2 separate regions of the Mus musculus genome follow, and region 2 is linked to region 1. A link is a loop called in an ENCODE intact Hi-C map of the cell type or tissue named here. Cell type or tissue: gastrocnemius. All regions are shown on one strand. Each heading gives the region's core, and the rest is flanking DNA. Links, peaks and the distances in the headings are about the cores only.

Region 1 (8,366 bases), core at 136-8,135:
TACAAAGATGTGTATCCTGTAGTTTCTTTTCTATCAGAGCCAACTCCTTTTCAGCCTCAGTTGATAATTTTGTTTGGCTATTTAAGTCTTTATCATGTGCAAAGTTTGAAAAAAAATACTTAGTTCTTGAGTAGTCAAGCCAATTGTAAGCGTAAATCAGTTAATATCTCCCAATCATTTCCAGAAACCATTAGGAGTCCTTAATTGGGCTCTCCTAATTTGTAGCATTTGTTCTCTAATATTTCATAGACTTATTTAATATCCTATGTAATTAATAGAATCTCCTCTCTGTTTTTTATCAGAAGCAATTTGTAATACCCAGTGAGACAAGGTTTTCTTTTTTTCATCAAATATTCTTTCCAAGTTATTTGTATCTGAACCAATCAATAAGATATCATCCATATACTGGTAAATTATAGATTGAGGAAATTATCTCTAATGGTTGTTTGACAAAATATTGGCACAAGGTAGTACTGTTTAACATTCCTTGAGGTAGGACATTACAATGGTATTTTATTGGACAGCTTTCTATTAAAAGTAGGTACTGAGAATTCCAAGGGCTTGTGGATTCTTCTATATACTGAGTCCCAAGCTGCTCTTGGACTAATTGTTCTAGTTCCTGTGATTTTCCTTTTATCACAGACCATTGTTCAATCCCAATGGGATAGTCAGTTAACCACTTTAGTGGTAAGATTGTCAGTGTTTTGTTGGACTGACCCTGTTTGAATGTTAACTGCCTTGTCAACCATTAAGTGCTTACTTACAAAGTCTTGGCCTTAGTGGAAAAGTACTGGTTTAGTTGAGATTTCTGTGGGAAAAATTGAAGCCTACCCCTAGTTAAGAACAAATAGCTATAGATCTTGTGGACAGGTACCTGGCTACCCACTCTATTCTGTTCCTCCTGCTGAACTTTTTACCTAGCCAATATTTAATCTCAGATATAATTGAACATAGCTATTATTATTTTGTAAAGTAAAGAGACTTTATAAAGTACAAGAGACCTAACACCCAGTCCATCATTTTGTTAATTAAACAGAACCTCTGTCATCTATCCTTACTTAAAAGACTTATAATTCTACATCTGGCTATGTCTTGGCTTTAGATTGAATGCCATCTGAACACCATCCTCTCAAAACTGTTCCTCTCAAAGTAGAAAGCCTGGGTTGACTAGGAGACTATGCAATTTTTCAACCCCATCAGAAATCCAAGATGACTGATATTAACTGAAAACATACAGAAAGCCTAAAACAGCTTCCAAAACTTATCCAATCCATAGAGACCGCTGGTCACCTGAACAGTCCCTTACTTCAGTATGTTGGAGCACCGGTCTTCAGCCTACTGGCCAGGGTAATCTGACAGACTTAGAGAAACAGGAATTTTAAAGACTAGCCTACTCTGTCTCAACAGAATCAAGCTATCCTAAGCTGTAATTGTGTCCTTTCTTTGGAGAGTATTATGTCTGTAGATGAATGAGGCAATTCTTGCCTAGTGGTTGTTTTGCCACAACTGGAGTAACTCAAAGATGCTCAGTTTCTTCTTTGAGTCCAAGACAGGGAAAGCTTTCAGGAGCAGACTGATCTCAAAGACTAGTGAATAAATAACACTAAAATTTACATTCTGTGGACTTCTGATGTTTTTGTAAGCCAACTATGTTCAGTAATCTAGAGTGTTCTTTGTTAACTACTCTCAGCCATTTCTAATTAAAATAACTGAGGATATCCTAACAATAAACTCAGAGCCATGAATTTCCTATTTGGCCCTTAGCTCACAGGCTTAAACATCTCAGATCTGTTTATAATAACAGCAATATAAGGACGGGGTTCAAGCCTTGTACTTCAAAATTTTTAATATCAAAGACAACCTATAATAACCACCCCCAGTCCCAAAACCTAGGGAACTGGGATGATGACTCTTCATAACTTCTTCAAGCTGAATATGGATGTTGAGATATTTTTGATGGGAGAGGGAAGGGTAAGGAAATGGGAGAATTAGTTGGCCTTAAGAAGGCTACACCAACAATTGTATTAGTCTCTGATGGATCCTGATGAAAAACCAAGACATCGGGAGTTCAACATGTCTGACGATGAAATTCACCAAGGCTATGTATTCTGTAATATATAAATCTCAAATCAAAATTTTAGTATCATCAAAATAAACTTTTTGTTTCATTCTCTGGAATCTAGTTCTCAGGGGGGTCTCCCCCTATCAAATCTGATCCATATAACTCTGGAAGTTATTAAATACCTTAATCACCTTTTCCAAAAACAAAAAGACAAAACCTTTTCCCCAAATCAGCATACCCTTCAGCTGGTAACCAAGAAAACCTGTAGCCCTCTGTCCCAGAGGAACAATAAAACCAGCACAATATTCAAAATCACATGCATTTTAGCCTATTTAGGCCTTTCTAATTTCTCATGTCAGGATTTAAACCCAAAATTCTGTGGAGCCTACATTAGACAGAATATGAGTCTCCTACAGACTTTATTATACAGTCTTTAAAACAATTAATTCACACTTCTGTTTTCCTTTCCTTTTCTTTGCTCTTTCCTTTCCTTTGCTCTTTCCTTTCCTTTGCTCTTTCCTTTCCTTTGCTCTTTCCTTTCCTTTGCTCTTTCCTTTCCTTTGTTCTTTCCTTTCCCCTTTCCATACCTGCTTATAAGAAGCAGCTTGTCAAACAAGGATTTAAAGCTAAAATTCCCATAAAGCCCACGTTAGACAGAATATGAGTACCCTGTAAAACTTGTTAGGGCACTCTCTACCTTGAACCACAGACTTCAATTAATTAATACCTCTTCATAGCAGGTGATTATCACTGCTCTCTCTAGGAGTCAGTGACTAATAATCTCTATCTGGTTCTGAACCACAGGTGAAATTTCCCATCTTAGGTACTACACCTAGTTATAAGAGGCAGCTTGTCAAACCAGGATTTAAACCCAAATGTCCATGGAGCCCATGTTAGACAGAATATGAGTATCACATACGCCTTATTAGAGCACTAAATTTTTATACCTTCTTCAAGTATCAAAAGGTTATATTTCTCTCTTTATAGAAATGAATTACGTGGTACATAGTCCTTTGTACTTTAGTCTCCCAATTATTTATTCACAGGGAGAAGCTGAGTGTAAAAAGATCCAGGTTGTCTGTGTCCTTGTTTGGAGATGGGGTAGGCAGGGTGGGGAACGAAGGATATAGGGAAGCAAACACAGAAAGGCTCTCTCAGGCATAGATGCCCCTCTGCTGTTCTCTGTAGGCCCCTGTGGGGCACTGGGCTATGAACAGACAGCCTGGTTTCCAGTTGAGCTGAGGTATAAACCCCAGGACCTGGTGCTGATAATTTACCTACATGGGACAGAAGGAGTTCTCTCGTGTCTCCTGGAACCCTGGCTCCTGTTACCGCCCCCTCAGCCCCCACAAGAGAAGCATGGTTAGTAGTCACGTAGACAATGTCCCAAGCTTCTGACCTTCAGGCTAAACTCCTCCCAACTATAAGAGGGGCTATTTGGCCCCTCCTCACTCTTTCACTCCTCTCACTCTCTTGTTCCAACTCTCCTCTCCTCTCTCTTCCTCTTACTCTCTAGCCTTTCTTCTCTCTTTCTCTTTTCCCCTTCTCTCCTCTTGGTCATGGCCAGTCTCTCTCTCTCTCTCTCTCTCTCTCTCTCTCTCTCTCTCTCTCTCTCTCTTACTTTCTGTCCTTTCTCCTTCCTTGCCTTTCTATAATAAAGCTCTAAAATCATAGACTGTCTCTGTTCATCAAGGTCCACTGCACAGACTCTCGCCTGTGTGGGAAGCTCTCTCCCATAACCCCAGGGGACAGGGTGTTGGCCCAGGTCCCTGGTCAGGGGCTGACCCTTGTCCACACCCTGTTGAGTGGGGTCAGTGGCTTAGATGCCCACCCGGGACCGAGTGGAAAGCATCTGGGAGCCCACCCATGTCTGCCTGCCCAGAGCATAGGTGGAACTCTGGCCAGACGTGGGCTATCCTCCTTTCCCTCTCCTTCCCCTCTTTCCCCTTTTTAGTTCCCACAGGTTCCTTAAATCTAGCCAGCTTCAAATCCATATTGCTATAGGCTAGGTGACTGCCCAAGCCTCATTCAAGGGTTGGAGGGCAATGAATTTTTATCTCAGTTTAGTTGAATTCAAATCAATACATTAGGCACCATTTTGTTGCGTTAAATCTCCCATCCCAAATATGCCCCAGCAATGAAAACACAACACAGTTAATATGATTACATGCTGTGAGCCTAGATTGGGCAGATGTACCACTATACTACCATCTTCCACAGCTTATGAGACCCCTTAGAACTTACAGTTTCTCCAGGCCATGTGCTTCTGCTCAACTTGTCTCCTTCTTCCTCCTCCTCTGCGTCCTCTCCCTCTTCCATTTTCTCCTTCTTCTCTCCCCCCCCCTTCTGCTCCACTTTCCCTTTTATCTGCCCAATAAGCGGCTCTCCTTTATTTTACAAATTAAGGTGGGAAACAGATTTACAGGAAATCACCTGATTGCTTACTCATTCCTTGTTCGCTGCCACTCACAGAAAAATGGAATCAAATATAATTAGCCCCAGGGCTATCCACAACATTTCCCACTTTCTGTCCAATTAAAAGACTATTTTATCTCAGATATAATTGGACATAACTATTATTATTTTGTAATTTAATTAGCCCCAGGGCTATCCACAACAGATACCAACAAAAATCATTTGGCACAATAAAGCACAAAAAATCGTCCAAGCATTACAACTCTGAAAATATATATTCAGTGACTCACAAACAGAACAGGTAACATCATTATAAATCATCAAAATATAACAACTCTAAAAGGATGTATTCAGTGGGGGCTGTCATTCAAGGCTAGTGGCATATTTCCAGGAGCAGGACAATAAATCTTTAACGGTCAGTGCTCTAAACCACTGACCTAACTTTCAAGCACCATGGTCAGTTATTATTTATCATCTAGTGCCTGTTTTTTTTATAAATCTTCAATGTATAAATTTAAACTGTTTTAATTCTTTCTAATTAAAGCTTCCTTTACCATACACCAAAATCCACCTTTGATGACACACATCTAACCATATGAAATTTTATTCTTGGGAAAATTTTATCTATCATAATAGTTTTGTAAATGATTTAGAAAGTAAAGCATTGGTTTACCGGGGGATAAGGTCATGTTAGTGGTGCCATCTCTAGGAATAGTTTCTTACCCATTATTCTCACTTAAGCTCTTGGCCTAGGCTGCCAGGAACATGTTAAATAAGAAAGGGAATAAGAGAAAACAGAACAGATAGATTGCCATAAGAATTATGGCTCAATATTTTTTCTCCAGCAAAGAGTTCGGCAATTGGTTCCAGGAGGCCTCCCCCTACTGAGGTCAATCACCTCAGTCTGTGGAACTTGTCACACAGATTCTACTGGAGATGGTGTGGCATCTACCATTATCTCACACCTTTAAAACCATTCTCACACATATTCCCCAGATTTCTGCTTGAATGAATTAGCAAACTCATTAAGCTCCTTAGTAGTGTAGTTCATTTCCTCATGGAATACACATTCTATATCCTCTCTAGGGGCTTTGAGTCTCATTATAGGTCTAGAAGAAACTATTGTGGGCTTTGAGGAATATCAGTATTGTCTTGCCCCACACTTTCTTCAAAGAAAGTCACTGCTGATATATCAGACTCTGAGGGATTATTTTCTTCATGTGAAAAAGGCTTCAAGAGGTGGATCTGAAGGTACTACTTCCTCAGGTGAGCTAGACCCTTCAGAATCTGAAGAGTCAACATTCTCAGCTTCAACAGGGTCCTCCCATGCATCCCCATCCCAAGTTATAGGATCCCCTTCTTTGCCAAATATTGCCCTTACTTAACTGAAGACATGCTCTGAGGCTGAGACTTGAATTTTCACTGTAATTCAGCCAACCTTATAATATGAGCTTCAGTTTGATTTTCTGCTGTAGAGAATATTTTCTTCAAGGGCACATTTAGAAAACTTTAGATTGCTTATTTGCATCTGGAGCCAATCAATTCTATCACATAGCTCATTATTTTCCTTCATCAATTTTTCCAGAGATACTAAAAGCAACAAACAAGCAAAATCATTTTCATATTTCCCCACAAACTGTAGAAAGTTGTGTACACTGGGCCATCCTATACGTTGCCAGTTATAATTGATGGATCAAGAAAATTAAAGGCACTAGATTCTTTAATTTGAAATATAGTTTCTACCACAGGCCTTCAATATTCTCTGAACTCCCAGGAGAGAGAATATATGCAGAAGTTTCAGTGAATTAGAAGGTGCTGGTGAATTAGAAGGTGCTGACAAATTATTAAGCTAATTCCAGACTTTAAAAAGAACCATCCTTATACTTCTGCTCTTCTAGAACCACTCACAGTACATTTTTTTTATTAGTCAGATTTCTCTAGAGTCACAGAAGTTATGGAAGGTCACTTAATATTGAGGGAATTTATTGTGATGTCTTAAAGTCTGTAGTCCAACCACCCCAATAATGTTCACCTGTGAATGGGAAGTCGAAGAATCTAGTAGTTGCTCAGTCCCACCAGGTTAGATGTTTCAGCTGGTCTTTTGTAGAAGTAGGTGCCAATAGATATTCTGGAAAGTAAATGAAATCAGGTGAAAAAGAGAGAATCTTCCTTCTTCCAATGTCTTGTTGTAGTTCTCCAGCAGAAGGTGTGTGCCAGATTAAAGATGTGCACCACCTGGCCTGGATCTAGTACTTGCTTTGTCCCAAACTGACCTTGAACTCAGAGATCTCCTTGCCTTAGTGCCTGAGATTAAAGGCATGTACTACCATGCCTGAGCCTAAGCTTTTCAAAGCCACTATGCTTCAAGATCTCCATGACAAGATTCAGGTCAGAAACATCTGTCTTCCAACTTCAAGTCCTGGATCACAGGTGAGCCCTCCAATTCTGGACTGTAGTTTATTCGAGATTAGTCAAGTTGACAGCCAATAATACATAGGACTTGCTATGTCACAAAATGTATTTGGTGTCTGGTTTATTTGCCTCAATTGTGTTCTGTATTTCAGATTCTATTTCTAAGAGTCAAGGGGCTAAGGTAATAAAATATTGATTCAAGGAATGATCAAAAGTGAACCTGGAGTACATGATTAAACTGGTATTCAATTTCTAAAGAAGTAGCTTAGCATATAAAAGACTGGGATTTGGTCTGCAAGAAAGAACTATTTCAAGGAGATTACAGAATTTTCATCTTGCATCCATCACTAACTATGAATCTGTCTTCCTCGATTTCCATTCACCCCTTCTACAACATCTTCTCTCAACCTGAGGTTGGAACATGTCAAAACAGCAACTTATGCGTATAAGGGTATTATTGTGTAGATAGCTATCTGAACTATTTGTTTGTTTGTTTGTTTAGTTTTGTTTTGTTTTATATTTATTTATTTATTTATTCATTTATTTATTCACTTCAAATCTTAGTTGCTATCCCCCCTTTCCTGGTCCATCCCTCACACAATCTCTCTCACAATACCCCTGTCCATGTCCTCTAAGACATGGAGGCCCTTCTGTGTATCACCCAACATTGGCACATCAAGTCTCCATAAAGCTAAGTACATTTTCAACTTGATAACTTGTTTTCTTGATATTTTGTTTTCTGGTTTTAAACATAATGCACATTATTATGCTGACAAATCTATAGATCCCAAAAATTTGCCTAATGCTCTGGATGGGCTGCCTGCTTACATATTTCATTGCACCATGAAATCAATTTTTTTTTTGCAACTACACATTTACCCTAATGTAATCATATCCTTCCCAGCATTAAGTAATTCATTCATACTATTGAGGTTCAGACCTCCTATGTGATAAGTCAGAAACAACTTTACATTTTACAAAATGTATAGAGAGCCTAGGGATGAAAGGAGTATACTTCAACATAACAAAAATTATGTGGGGAAAATGTAAAGCATTTCCACTGATGGGAGAAAAAAGGAGGATGTCAAAACCTGGCACTACTGTTCAATTTATTACTTATAATATTCTCTAAAGCAGTAAGTTAATGGAAGGTAATAAAAGGGTTATGAATGGCAAAAGACACTAAGGTAACTCTATTTTCAGATGATGATTTTTTTTTCTACAAGATACTCTGAACACTACACAAGTGTTTTGAAGCTAATAAATAACTTCAGCATAATGGAATGATTCAAAATAAACTAAAAACCAAAATCTATTTCATATACCAATGATACACATACAGAAAATTCAGAAAATTTGGGCTATAGTCCCCCTCACATTAGACACAAACACACATAGACACATGCACACACACACACACACACACACACACACACCACCACCTTACAACAAACATAATTGAAAAAAATGTATGACT
Region 2 (8,366 bases), core at 37-8,036, 100 kb before region 1:
ATTCCCCATCATAACTACAAAGTAACAGAGCCCATTCATCAACTAAAGAGCTCAGGGTTTGTATTTGGTTAGCATCATATGGTGTAATAATTTTTTTGGGGGGGGCTCCAAAATGTTGAATGCATGACTTAATGCCCAAGATTGCTAAATGGGCTACAGCGGTGGGATAATATTCAAGAGTTTTATTAGGAGACACATGAGGATAAATCCACAATAGTTGACCTGATTTCCACACTACTCCGGTTGGTTGGCGAAACATCTTCAGGACACACAAATGTATGTCCTCTCCTTCTTTCCATCTACATAATTTAGCTTTTTCTAAGCACCTCTCTACCTTTCCTAAGGCAACTCGGGCCTCAGGAGTGAGGGCACGGGGGGAATGACAATTAAGGGTCACCTTTCAGCATATCAAAGAGTGGAGTTAATTCAGAATTGGGTAGCCTCACATATGGGCGTATCCAATTTATATCACCTAACAATTTCTGGAAATCATTTAATGTTTTTAAATGATCTTTGCGCAATTCAATCTTTTGAGGTGCTACATAATGCGAAGTAACTTGGGTACCTAAAAACTCTCCTAAATTTCCCATCTGAACTTTGTCAGGTGCTACAAATAATCATTTCTTTTCTAATTCTTTTACTAATTCTATATAAGCTTTATCTAAACTTTCTTTATTATTAGAAGCAAGGAGGATATCATCCATATAACGCACTATCCTCACTTTTGGAAATGCATCATGGGCAGGCTGTAAGGCTTCTCCTACAAAAAGTTGACACATAATAGAACTATTGGCCATGCCTTGAGGTAAAATGACCCCTTGATACCGTTTATCAGGCTCTTCATTATTTACAGAGGGGAGAATAAAAGCAAAGCACTCGCTATCACACAATGCAAGGGGAATAGAAAAAAATCCTTAATATCAATTATTATTATAGGCCAATCAGCAGGCAGGCTAGAGAGCAGGGGCAGGCCTCTTTGTATTGGGCCCATAATTTGCATTTGACTATTAATAGCTCTAAGATCATGTAAAAGCCTCCATTTACCTGATTTTTTTCTTGATTACAAATATAGGGGTATTCCATAGTGACTGGGAGGGTTTAATATGTCCTAATTCCAATTGTTCCCTTACTAATTCCCTGGCTGCTGCCAATTTTTCAGAGGAAAGAGGCCATTGAGGAACCCATACAGGTTCCTCTGTTTTCCAAGTAATGGGTATACTGCCCTAAACGGCCCCTAGGAAAAACCCAGTTTTTTTTTATCTAGTTTAAACTTGGTTGGTACTGGCATAGTACTGCCTTGTAATGACTTTCCCAATCCTTTACCTAGACATAATTTCTCGAGCTTGTGGGGAATACTCATTAGTTAATCTAAGATCCATCTTGGTTAAGACATCCCTGCCCCATAGGGTCACAGGTATGTCCACAATGTAGGGGAGGAATTTTCCTGACTTAGCTTCCTCATTTTTCCATGTCAATTCCTTAGTACTAATAAGAGGGGCAGTCTCATAACCCAGACCACGCAGGCTTTGAGATGATGTCTGCAAGGGACACTTTGACGGCCAATCATGAGTGGAGATAATACTGCGATCTGCACCAGTGTCTAATAATCCTAAAAGGATCATCCTTCAATCTCTAAAGCTAACATGAGGCGATCTCCTAATTCCATTGATAAGAAAGTGAACCGAGAACCTGTAGAACCTAGTCTGCTCTCTCCTCTTATTTTATTATTTGCTGGGAAATATTTATGTAAACTGGGTAATAGCAACAATTGAGCAATTCTATCTCCTGGGGAGATAGCTGAGATGCCAGCAGGGGAGGCTACCAAAACCTTTACAATTCCAGTATAGTCCAGGGGTTATCTGTAATCCTTTTAAAGCAGAAGATGAGCGGCCAAGCAATAGTCCTACAGTATCTTTGAAAAGGGGGCCTTTAAAATCTGTATCTATGGGCTGTACCCCCATCTGTGGGGTTAATACGAGTCTGGTGGTGGAGTGGAGGTCCAATCCTGCAGAGCAAGTAGTGGCTCTCGGTGGTCTCTCGGATGATGGAGAGGTGGCCAAGGTTTCTTCTAGTCATTCTGAAGAGCCCCATATATTTAAGGGCCCTGGGGACGTGGGCCCTGCTGTCCATTTTTTGGCCTGGTGCCACCATATCCTGCTTATAATGGTCGGCCTTCTATATCCTTTGTAGATCTGCATTCATTAGCCCAATGTTTTCCCTTCCTACATTTGTGGCATAAGCCCGACTGTCTAGGTTTATCTAATGCAGCCCGTTTTTCATTTTCAGGGCAGTTTCTTCTAAAATGTCCTCTTTGGCCACACTTATAACAAGTATCATTATTAGATCTAACCAATTGCACTACAGCTGCCGCTAGGCCTGCATTGGTTAACGGGCCCCCTAGTTCTCTGCAAACCTTCATCCATACTTCTAAACCTTTATGTTTATAGGGTGTAATGGCTGCTCTGCATTCCTTAGTGCATTGCTTATATACTAGCTGTTTGACTAAAGGCATAGCTGTATCAGGGTCAACAAAGATTCTAGTAGCTGCCTCAACTAGGCATGCTACAAAGTCTGAAAATGGTTCTGTGGGACCCTGCAAGATTTTTGTAAGATTGCCTGAGACTGTGCCTTTGTTTGGCAATGCCTTCCAGGCTTTGGTAGTTACCTCATTTATTTGGGCATAGACTGCTTTAGGATAATTTGTTTGATCTAAAGCAAAACGTCCTAAACCCAGCAGCATGTCTGCATCCCAATGTCTCTGAGGATCTTGTCCTGTAGCTAAATTGGCCGCTGCCTGACTATTTGCATATTCATAAGTCAAGGACTTCCAGTCTAAATATTGCCCGGACGACAAGCAAGCCCGAGCCACATTTTTCCAGTCCCCAGGGGTGAGGCAATATTTGGCAAGCGCCTCAATTTGTGCAACCACAAAAGCTGCACCCACCCCATAAGTACAGACTGACTCTGCCAGTTGCTTAATAGTTTTGAAATCCACTGGCTCATGATACCGTTGCACTTGGCCATCAGCAAAAACAGGGTAACTTAGACCAACTTCTTTCCAAACCTCCAGACAGAATGAGGTACCTGGTTTAGCAGCCATGGTGGGCTCCTTTCTTTCTGTGTAATTAGGATTGAAAGGCAGAGATGTCAGCACTTTTGGTTTTATTCTTTTTTTCGCTGATACTCCCTTTTTCAATGGATTGGCTCTATATGGCCAATCCGGATCATACCTATCCCTCTCATACTGAGCTGCCTCTTCCTCTAGGTCAGCTTCATCATCCTCACTAAGCTCTGATCCACTGGAGTCAGAACTTGATAGACTTAGCGATAAGTCTTTTAAAGAGGGATATACTTTTGCTAATTCCTTTTCTTTATTACTGTTTCCTTTTCCTTTTGTATTTGTCTTTTCTCCCTTTCTTTTCCTTTTTCCTTTTCTCCCCTTTTCCTTCCTTTACTCATATGTTCCTTATCTTCCTCTGACATGCTTTCTTGTTGTTCCGTAAGAATTTTCTGACCTACCTTAACTACTTCTATCAAACAAAAGCAGAGGCCATAAATTACAAAAAAATGAAACAACGATAAGAGCTACCCACACTGGGTCCATGGGCGAGAAAAACATATCCCCTCTTTTAACCGGGGATCAATTTGGGAGACTTACCAGTACCACAGTTCCCTGGCTGAAAAGTTCTGAATCCGCGAGGTTGTTGTCCTCGGGTCCCCATTGAGCCACCAGTTGTTGCACCCACCTCAGCTGGCAAGGAAGACACAACATGGTCGGATTCTTCTTAACAGCCTTTAATGCAGAAACGCCTCGATTCTGCTACGGGGGGCCCCGGGCACCCAGGGAGCACTGCTTATATGCACCCCACCTCTTGGATTCTAGCTCACTTTAGACCCCAACTAATATATATATATTCTGCCTTCCTTTTCCTTAAATTCCTGTTGATGCCAACAGAATAGGAATACTTATAAGAGGATTCCTGACAATTTCCTCAGAAACCAAAAGAAGAAGAAAAGTCAACACGGGAGCACTGTTAACTAGACAGCAGCACAGAGCCAGCAGATAATAAATGCTATTTATTGTCCCAACACTCCTAGTGTAGAACACCATTCCATTTCACACAAGAAAGTTGAAGTCCATGCTTGAAAGATCCAACATGATCTCACCATTACAACTTCTGTGAGCCATATAGAGTCACATCCTGCAAGGCTCTTCAATGACTCAGGAAATGGCCAAACAGGAGATGAATAGGCTGGGCTATTCTGTCCAAGAAACAGTTGATCTTATTTGACCTAAGTGCAGAGTTCATGGGCCACCTTAAAAACTGAATTAGAAAGCCATTTCACACAAACACACACACACACACACACACACACACACACACACACACACACAGACCCTGAATTCATGCTTTCAGTGGCTCTTTTCTTCCTGACCACTTGGGTGAACACATGAAAACCTCTGGACACTTGGAAGATGTTTCAGAGCTCCATATTATTCCTTTGGCACTTAGAAAACTATGCTCATCTATTTTTTTCTTCACCAGTCCCTAGGGACACGACCAAGCTGGCCACTACCCAGATGTTCTCTGATAACTTGCCTTTATGTTAAATAGCCAAGTAGTTTATTTACCAACCAAATCATGTTTATATTACATTCTATGTTGCTTATTTCTATAGTATTTTCTACAATGTTACTTAATCACAATGGATTTTTCATACAGAGGAGAATTTTGAAGATTATGTAGGCTGGTCCTGCATTGACTCACTTAGTTTTCATGACTCCTCAGCTGACTCTTGTAGGCTGCTCTGTTGATTGTCTGGCATGTTACCAGGCATTTGTGTCCCAGGCCTATTCTAGTGTCGAGAAGAGTGGAATATTGTAACTGATGAAAGGAAAAGTGACAGATTGCCCTTGTTTCTGACTTAAATGTTTTGCCTTAAGTAGGAAGAATCCTGTAATTTAAGAAAAATTAACTACTGAGGAAGTAGTTTCCATTTAAAATGAAAAGAAGAATGCTTTCTTTATTTAGTAACAAACAAGAGCTGGGTTTATGCTGCTAATAGACTAATAAATACCTTTTCTACAAGTCTTTAACCAATAGAAAATTGTCACACTGATGAAATTTAAATAAAGTAAGGAAAAAGAAAGGAAAAATCAACTGGCAGCCTCAATGCACTAAGTAATCTTCCACTGTAACTTAGTAATCATGGGGAGCTGGAGAGCTTTTTCGGTGTTTAAAGAATGTTCTGTTTCACAGAAGACCCATTTGGTCCCCAGGACACATGTTCTAGCTCCAGAATATGTGGCAGCCTCTTCTGGTCTCTAAGAGCACTAAATTCACAAACAGAAACTCACATGCATACATACACATGAAGAGTTCTTTATTTAAAAATTATCTTGGGAGATGAAATCAAATTTCAACAAAACCTATTTATTGATTCTTATCATTAGCTTTTTGTATGAGCTGAGTGTTAGTCTTTATCATTTGAGCATTTTAATGGCATGCTATGTTGTAGAATGTCAAGAAAAGTATTCAATGAGTGGAAAACATTCTGTAAATGACTCCTGGGTAGCTGTGGGTTTTCAGAGTGCACAATGTGAGTCAATTACAGTAATAGCACGAAGAGGATAGGGAAGGCATAACCCTGGTGTTAATGTTAGAATGAACAGACATTTGCAGATCAAAATGAAAGGAAAAATAAAGTAAGAATGAATGGTCAGAATAGTCAGAATGAGTAGGCAAAAATGAATAGAATACGGGCAGTTTCAGACACAGAGGAGAGAAAATTAATAAGAAATATACATATTTTGAACCACATGGAGTGCTGGTGAACTACAAAATGGAGAGAAGGATAATTTTGTCTTTTGCATTATAAATTTCAGGAAACTATGAAGGTGAAAGCCTGAGTAGTCTACATTCTAACATGGAAAACAAAGAGATGGATAATTTGTGACTCTTCTTGGGTATATGTATATATAAAAATAGGTATGTATGTATGTGCAGATAGATAAATAAAATAGTGGACAGATACTATATTGTAAGAAAACACATATGAATGAAGTGGAAATGAGTTATATCTCTGTGGGTTGAAATTTGAAGAGAATTCTCTGTGGAGCATTCTTTCATAAGGCAAGAAGTGCCCCTTGTCCTTGGTTCTAAAGAAGCTGACCAAGTAGAACAATATGTTTGTGAGGGGAAAAAAAAAACACTCAGCCTGTAAAATCAAGCCAAAATCAAGGGAATCTATGTCATTCAACAAAGACACCTGAATTAATATGTCATTTTGCATTTGTTTGGGATCTACTACACAGCTGTCAGCATAGAGAGTATCAGAAATAGTGCAGAGAGTACATGGTGTTGAATCAACTCCATGGGGTACCTGCCTGACAAGAAGACAAGCCTATAAAAGGATTACCACCCACTGCTTCTCAAGTGAGGTCATAGCTCCACCCATTGTAGCTAGCTAGTAGTTTGATTCAGCTCAGCTGTGAGAGAACAGGACCAGGTGCTGGCCCCATAGGTTTTGGGTTGGGTTTTAGTCATTGTGTTATGTTTTCGGCGGTGGAACCAAGGTCACTGTCCTAGGTAAGTAGTTTCAAAGCTTCTTCCTAATAAGCCCAGCCCTTGTTGTCTTGCAAGGGTCTTTTTTCTCTCTGGGAAAAATTTCTCATCTGCTCTCCACTGTGGCTAGGAGAGGTGGGTGGACCATTTTAAAGTAATCAGAAGGAAGAACCAGAAGAGTAGAATCAGCTGGCTTTACATTCTTATAGATATACTGTGATCTCAGGGGCATTAGATACTGTATAGCCAAAGTGAATGGCACCGTCCTTGTTCTCTGGAGGATTGATAATTTGGGACTCTGGTCCAGGTCAAAGGGGGGGGGGGGCACTAGGACCTTCATGGAGTCCACAATATCTTTATAAGTTGTCCAAGATTAGATCTAGAGGTATAAGCACAGGTTACAGAGAGTGAGGTTATCTAAATTAGATCCACAGAAGCATAGTGACAGAGTAGTCTTGTAATAATGTTGAGATCTCTGTTCTTAAACTGGGCTGCTAAAGTCCTATGAACATAGAGACAGCACTGACTAGTAGAGTAACCAGATACTGGTCATTTGATAATCAGGGATTCTGTCTACAAAGCTCTGTAATCCTGGATCTTGCTGTTTCACATTTCCATTGCCAGCTTCTCGTTTTCCTCAAATGGCCTAGTATATGCAGGAGATCAGGAATGAGGGACAAACTTGGGGTTTTGGAATACTACCTTACTGTCATGGAAGGATGCTGTTTCAGTGAACAAGTGGCTGCTGTGCTCTACCTCCTGAGGAAAGAAAACTCTAGAACATAGTGAAGAGTATTGTGATCAGATCAAAATGTGCAGTAGGCACCAACCCCAGAGTAGCCTCAGATCTTTTCTGGATGGAAGCCACTACATATTGGAAAAGCTGAATGGATTTATATAGAGAATTTGCTGTCCAAGATAACTAGAGACTCAGTGTCCCCAGGTGCTGGGGATAAAGAAGGGACCTACTCAATCGAAATGCAGTCTGAAAAAAAAAAAAGAGTGGGATCTACCCTGTTTACCAGAGAGCTCTGATCACCACAGGAGCAAAGAGGAAATAACTGCTCTGGGGAAGGTGATCAGATGTGGTCCAAATCCCCAGTTATATTAAAAACAATGGGGTGGATAGAGCAGAGCCATATCTGCTGATAGTGGAAATGAGGCAGAAAGGAAGAGTCAGGTATATGTAACTTGAGAGTATGTTTTGAAAAAGTTAGTGAGAAAACTGTGTGTACTCAACTAGGCTCAATGGGGCAGGTGAGGAAAAGGAAAAAGTGCCAGGTAAAAAGCGTGGCCAAATTGAGCAGTCACTGAGATTTTGATGTTTTTATATTGTCTCCTGAACCAATCCCTTCTTTTATTCGCACAGGTCAGCCCAAGTCCACTCCCACTCTCACCGTGTTTCCACCTTCCTCTGAGGAGCTCAAGGAAAACAAAGCCACACTGGTGTGTCTGATTTCCAACTTTTCCCCGAGTGGTGTGACAGTGGCCTGGAAGGCAAATGGTACACCTATCACCCAGGGTGTGGACACTTCAAATCCCACCAAAGAGGGCAACAAGTTCATGGCCAGCAGCTTCCTACATTTGACATCGGACCAGTGGAGATCTCACAACAGTTTTACCTGTCAAGTTACACATGAAGGGGACACTGTGGAGAAGAGTCTGTCTCCTGCAGAATGTCTCTAAGAACCCAGGTTTCTCCTTAGCCTGGGAACCCTGCAGCTTTTAGAGACCCAGGGTGGGGTCTCTTCTTTATATTAGCTATCTTAACCCTTCTTTCCTGCCCACTGAATATTAAAT

What was found. A loop is a pair of places that touch in the nucleus more often than their neighbours do. Peaks named below come from ENCODE experiments on the same cell type or tissue, not always from the same donor. Only the 100,000 strongest peaks of a DNase experiment are listed, where the experiment ranks them.
Region 2: it touches region 1 in a loop (6-fold over the local background); 14 of 42 quality-filtered maps call a loop at or near these places.

The regions. Positions count from the first base shown.
Region 1 is chr16:19,097,491-19,105,856 of GRCm38, reverse strand. LOC105246083 (a long non-coding RNA gene) reads right to left here. Exons shown (of 3, transcript XR_875947.2): 2 at 6,510-6,605. It also overlaps Igl. Among named protein-coding and RNA genes, the nearest start is that of Gm35545, 120 kb to the left of the region's middle. In gastrocnemius, for the core only: no CTCF peak of the experiment used is centred there; a DNase peak (open chromatin) is centred at 3,834.
Region 2 is chr16:19,198,422-19,206,787 of GRCm38, reverse strand. It overlaps Igl, Iglc2 and Iglj2. Among named protein-coding and RNA genes, the nearest start is that of Gm35545, 16 kb to the left of the region's middle. In gastrocnemius, for the core only: no CTCF peak of the experiment used is centred there; DNase peaks (open chromatin) are centred at 2,886 and 4,564.